Linked DNA regions of Homo sapiens: region 1 is linked to region 2. A link is an interaction called in ENCODE POLR2A ChIA-PET data of the cell type or tissue named here. Cell type or tissue: PC-3. All regions are shown on one strand. Each heading gives the region's core, and the rest is flanking DNA. Links, peaks and the distances in the headings are about the cores only.

The links. Peaks named below come from ENCODE experiments on the same cell type or tissue, not always from the same donor. Only the 100,000 strongest peaks of a DNase experiment are listed, where the experiment ranks them.
Region 1: POLR2A ChIA-PET joins it to region 2 with 5 read pairs; 1 of 35 experiments calls an interaction of 5 or more read pairs at or near these places.

Annotation. Positions count from the first base shown.
Region 1 is chr19:5,486,281-5,489,193 of GRCh38, forward strand. It overlaps LOC124904622 (a long non-coding RNA gene), which reads right to left and starts at 1,363. Exons shown (of 2, transcript XR_007067106.1): 1 at 1,303-1,363. In PC-3, for the core only: no CTCF peak of the experiment used is centred there; a DNase peak (open chromatin) is centred at 1,191.
Region 2 is chr19:5,344,609-5,347,521 of GRCh38, forward strand. No RefSeq gene overlaps it. Among named protein-coding and RNA genes, the nearest start is that of PTPRS, 5.3 kb to the left of the region's middle. In PC-3, for the core only: no CTCF peak of the experiment used is centred there; a DNase peak (open chromatin) is centred at 1,583.

The DNA.
Region 1 (2,913 bases), core at 89-2,588, 140 kb after region 2:
GGGAGGATCACTTGAGGCCGGGAGTTCGAGGCTGCAGTGAGCTATGATCACACCACTGCACTCCAGCCTGGGGGAACAGAGTAAGACCCTGTCTCTGGAAAAGAAAAAAAGAAGTGCTTAGGGTTGTATGTCAAAGAGATTTGGTGGATGTCATAGCTACGGCTATTACATGAGCACAGTTTGGGATTGAACTTCCTGGCTTCTGCAATGGGTTGGATTGAGTGGGAATGTAGGATGGGTTCTAGACAACATGGTGAAACCCTGTCTCTACTCAAAATACAACAATTAGCTGCTAATGAAATACCCTCCAGAACCCTGTTTTCTTCTGCCACAGAAATCAACAAGTTCCAGGCAGTGACTGCTCCATCAGCCAGGGTCCTGGAGGGAAGTGATAATCTTCAAGTCCCTGGCCCAAAAGGTCACAATTGCATATACAATGTGAGTGAGAAATAAACTTTGGATGTTCTTAGCCTCTGAGGCATAGGGGCTGTTTGATTACTGCAGCAAAACCAAGCCTATCCTAACAGATACAACAGGAATGGAGGCTTTTGATACCACAGAAAAAGGTGGCAGACAGTGGCATAGATCCTAGGCAAAAAGGAAGACTCCAGACCCTAACTGGTAACATTTATCAAGTCCTTGCTGTGGTCCAGGTGCTCTGCACAGCGCTTCTTTTGAGAGTTTACATGCTTACATTGAATTTGCACACTCATGCTATGGGGTAAGAGCTGATTTTTTTTTGAGACGGAATCTTACTCTGTTGCCCAGGCTGGAGTGCAGTGGCGCGATCTCAGCTCACTACAACCTCTGCCTCCTGGGTTAAAGCGATTTTCCTGCCTCAGCCTCCCGAGCAGCTGGGATTACAAGTGTGCACCACCACGCCTGGCTAATTTTTCTTATTTTTAGTACGAACGGGGTTTCACCATATTGGTCACGCTGGTCTCGAACTCCCGACCTTAGGTGATCCACCTGCCTTGGCCTCCCAAAGTGCTGGGATTACAGGCGTGTGCCACCATGCCCGGCCCCAAGAGCTGATATGGTCTCCATTCTACCAGCCAGGAAACTAGGCTCAGGGAGGGACATAATTCACTCAAGGTCACATAGCAGGGAATAGGTATAGCTGGAATTTCCTGCCAGACCTGTCTGATTGCAGAGTCTGCCTTTGCCCACAATCCACCTTCCTCCTGGCCATGATACGACGTTCCAAGGGTCTGCAGCCACATGGTTTATCATCTCCACCAACGGGACTTGAGACCACAAGAGAAACCACAAACCTCAAGCCCTAAAGCTTCTCAAACTCACCTGTTGGGATTTAAATCTTTCAAGGAGACCTAGTAGCTCCCCAGAGTAGCCTCATAGAGCCACCATCCCCATGCTTCCAGTTCCTTCTATGATCTCACCATTATTACATGGGGGAAGATTTCTCTCTCTCTTTTTTTTTTTTTTAAGAGACAAGGTCTTGCTCTGTCACCCAGGCTGGAGTAGTACAACGGCACGATCATAGCTCACTGAAGCCTCGAACTCCCAATCTCAAGTGATCCTCCTGCCTCAGCTTCCTGGGTCGCTGGGACTGCAGATGTGCACCACCATACCTGGCTAATTTTCTTTTTTTTTTTTTTTTTTTTTTTTTTAGACAGAGTCTCACTCTGTCGCCCAGGCTGGAGTGCAGTGGCGCAATCTCGACTCACTGCAAGCTCCACCTCCTGGGTTCACGCCATTCTCCTGCCTCAGCCTCCCAAGTAGCTGGGACTACAGGCGCCCGCCACCACACCAGCTAATTTTTTGTATTTTATATTTTTAATAGAGACAGGGTTTCACCGTGTTAGCCAGGATGGTCTCGATCTCCTGACCTCGTGATCCGCCCACCTCAGCCTCCCAAAGTGCTGGGATTATATTTATTTATGTATTTATTTATTTTTGAGATGGAGTCTTGCTCTGTCGCCCAGGCTGGAGTGCAGTGGCGCAATCTCGGCTCACTGCAAGTTCTGCCTCCCGGGTTCACACCATTCTCCAGCTTCAGCCTCCCGAGTAGCTGGGATCACAGGTGTGCACCACCACACCCAGCTAATTTTTGTATTTTCACGGAGATGAGGTTTCACCGTGTTGGCCAGGCTTATCTCAAACTCCTGACCTCAGGTGATCTGCCTGCCTCCGCCTCCCAAAGTGCTGGGATTACAGGCATGAGCCACCACGCCCGGCCTACCTGGCTAATGTTTAAATTTTTTGCAGAGATGTGTTCTGCCGGGAAAAAAAAAAAAGACACACCTTTACGTTGCCCAGGCTGGTTTCAAACTCCTGACCTGAAGTCATCCTTCCACTCAGCTTCCCAAAGTGCTGGGATTATAGGCACGAGCCGCTGTGTACTTGCCATCGTGGGGGGATTTTATATCCCAGACACCCAGAACTGCCCCTTAGCTTCTGTTTTTTTTTTTTGTTGTTGTTTTTTTTTTTTAGACACAGTCTTGCCCTGCACGTCAGGCTGGAGTGCAGTGGTGCCACCTCGGCTCACTGCAACCTCTGCTTCCCCGGTTCAAGCAATTCTCCTGCCTCAGCCTCCCAAGTAGCTGGGATCACAGGTGTGCACCACCACACCCAGCTAATTTTTGTATTTTCACAGAGATGAGGTTTCACCGTGTTGGCCAGGCTTGTCTCAAACTCCTGACCTCAGGTGATCTGCCTGCCTCCGCCTCCCAAAGTGTTGGGATTACAGGCGTGAGCCACTGCGCCCAGCCTGAAAGCATCATCTTTTCTTTTTTCCTTCCATAGCATTTCTCACCTTCTAACACACCCTGCCACATACCTACTTGTCACTGTATTCCACGGGCTCTGAGATGCCGTCAAATATAAGATGCACCTTTGGGTCAGGCACGGTGACTCACGCCTGTAATCCCAGCACTTTGGGAGGCCAAGGTG
Region 2 (2,913 bases), core at 164-2,663:
TGCTTTTCTCAAGGCCAATTGTTCCTCCTTGCTCTTCGAGTCTCTGGGAGACCCTCCCAGACCATCTCACTGAGGTGACCACATGATCATCTTTACTTCAGTATCAGATTATTTATCATGATTTGGAATGATTTTATATTTTGGCCGGTTTGTGTGTTTCCTGCGTGTCTCCCTACTCTAGCTGTGCCTCAGTTTGCCTGTCTGTAAATGGGGATAATAATAATCGTGGTCCCTGCCGGGCGTGGTGGCTCACGCCTATAATCCCAGCACTTTGGGAGGCCGAGGCGGGCGGATCAGGAGGTCAGGAGATCGAGACCATCCTAGCTAACATGGTGAAACCCCATCTCTACTAAAAATACAAAAAATTAGCGGGCGAGGTGGCAGGTGCCTGTAGTCCCAGCTACTCGGGAGGCTGAGGCAGGAGAATGGCGTGAACCCGGGAGGTGGAGCTTGCAGTGAACTGAGATCACACCACTGCACTCCTGCCTGGGCGACAGAGCAAGAGTCCGTCTCAAAAAAATAAAAAATAAAAAATAAATAATATTGGTCCCTTAGGGCTGTCTGGAGGGTGAAATGAATCACACTATGTCAACCACCTGCCACCAGGTGCAGACTCACAAAAGGATTTCTGGTAAGTGTGGTCACTGTAGGCTGGGCGCGGTGGCCCACGTCTGTCATCCTAGCACTTTGGGAGGCCGAGGTGGGCAGATCACCTGAGGCCAGGACTTCGAGACCAGCCTGGCCAACATGGCGAAACCCTGTGTCTACTAAAAATACAAAAAAATTAGCCAGGCGTGGTGGCGGGTGCCTATAATCCCAGCTACTTGGGAGGCTGGGGCAGAAGAATCGCTTGAAACTGGTGGGCAGAGGTTGCAGTAAGCCGAGATCGCGCCATTGCACTCCAGCCTGGGCAATAAGAAACAAAGTCCGTCTAAAGAAAAAAAAAAAAATGCGGTCACTGTAAATGAGAAAACTATGGTTGCCTAGCCAGAAACAAAAGATGATCCTACAAGTCGATACAACAAGAACAGAAAATTATAAAATTCTTTTTTTTTTTTTTCCAAGACAGGGCCTCACTCTGTTACCCAGGCTGGAGTGCAATGGCACAATCACAGCTCACTGCAGTCTCAACCTCTTGGGGCTCAAGTGATCCTCCCAGCTCAGCTACCCAGGTAGCTGGGACGAAAGGCACAGACCACTACACCTGGCTAATTTTTAAATTTTTTGTAGAGACAGGCTCTCCCTGTGTTACCCAGCCTGGTCTCGAACTCCTGGGCTTAAATGACCCTCCCACCTCCCCCTCCCAAAGTGCTGGGATTATAGGTGTGAGCCACTGTGTGCAGCCAAGCCAAGAACAGAACATTCTAGTCTGATGCTGTTGCAGCCTCTGGACAGCTCCAGGAAATTGACACGTGTTACAAAGGTGTTAAAGACGCAATAGCACCAAGCTAAGCCTTCCTGCAGGCCAAGGCTTGAAGAGAACAAAGGAGAGAATGTTGTCCCCAGGGGCATGCCTCAACCCTCCAAGTTCCACACTGTGAAAAACACTCAGACTGGGAGGTAGGACATGGTGGGTTCTGGGTCTCTTTCCTGTCTGCTGATCGTGGTGAGCTGGCACGCACACTGAGGGTGTGAGTCATTGTTGGGTGAAAAGTTCAGTCAATGAACATTCGCTGCTTCTTCAGGAGCGTTGTGGGGGAGGGGGCTCTTCCCACTCTCCCACCCTCCTCTTCCTTTTCTGCCAGACCAACCTCTGCCTAGGAGCCTCCCAGAACCTGGTAATTAGCTCCATTGTGGTTTTGTTGAGATAACTCCAGGGGAACCATCAGCCGCCCATCACTGTGTACAAACAGGACCCTTCATACCAAGTTCAGGATTGTCTGCAAAGAACTCAGCCTTAAATTCCTGCCAGACAGGTCCAAAACATCTCCCCTAAACTTTCCCTGTGCCAGAGATTCCACTATCGTTGCACGTTACTTCAAATTAAATGTTGTTCTCTCTGCTCCTCTCTCTGTCTCTTTCTCCTCACAAATTCGCTTCAAACGCCAAAGGGAAGAGGAGCAGATAGGAACATCCTATTTGCTGCACACCTGCTCTGTGCTGGGCTCCATGTGGGGTTCACTTGGGGGTCCCCTGATTTAGCTGATTTGGTAAGCGTTGGAGGATTTGGGGAGGCATGGGTTAGGAAAACACTCAACAACTAGGCACAGAATGAAGCTTTCTCAACCTAGTAAAAGGCATCTACAGTCAGTATCATACTTTATGGTGAAAGACTGGATGTTTTCCCCGTAAGATTAGGAACAAGATGAGAATGCTCCCTCCCACCACTTCTATTCAACATTGTACTGAAGCCTATAACCAGGCAACTAGGTGAGAAAATAACATAAAAGGCATTCATATTGGAAAGGAAGAAATTAAACTATCTCTATTTGCACATGACATCATTTTGCATGTAGAAAATCCTAAGGGATCCACTAAAGACCTATAAAACTAGTAAATGAATTCATCAAGGCGGCAAGATATGAAATCAATACACAAAAATCCATTGTATTTCCTATGCAGTGGCAATGAACAAACGAAATGAAATTAAGAAACCAATTCCATTTACAATTGATGAAAAAGAATAAAATACTTAGGAATATATTTCCAAAAGAAGTGCAAAGCTTATACTATAAAAAATAACAAAAGGTTGAAAGATTAAATTAAAGAAGACTTAACTAAATGGAAAGACATCCCATGCTCATGGATTGGAAGAATAATATTGTTAAGATGTCTATACTCCCCAAATTGATCTAAAGATTAAACCCAATCCCTATCAAAATTTCAGTTAGCTTCTTTGCAGAAATTGGCAAGCTGATCCTAAAATTCATGTGAAAATGTTCGAGGAACTTAGAACAGCCAAAACAATCTTGA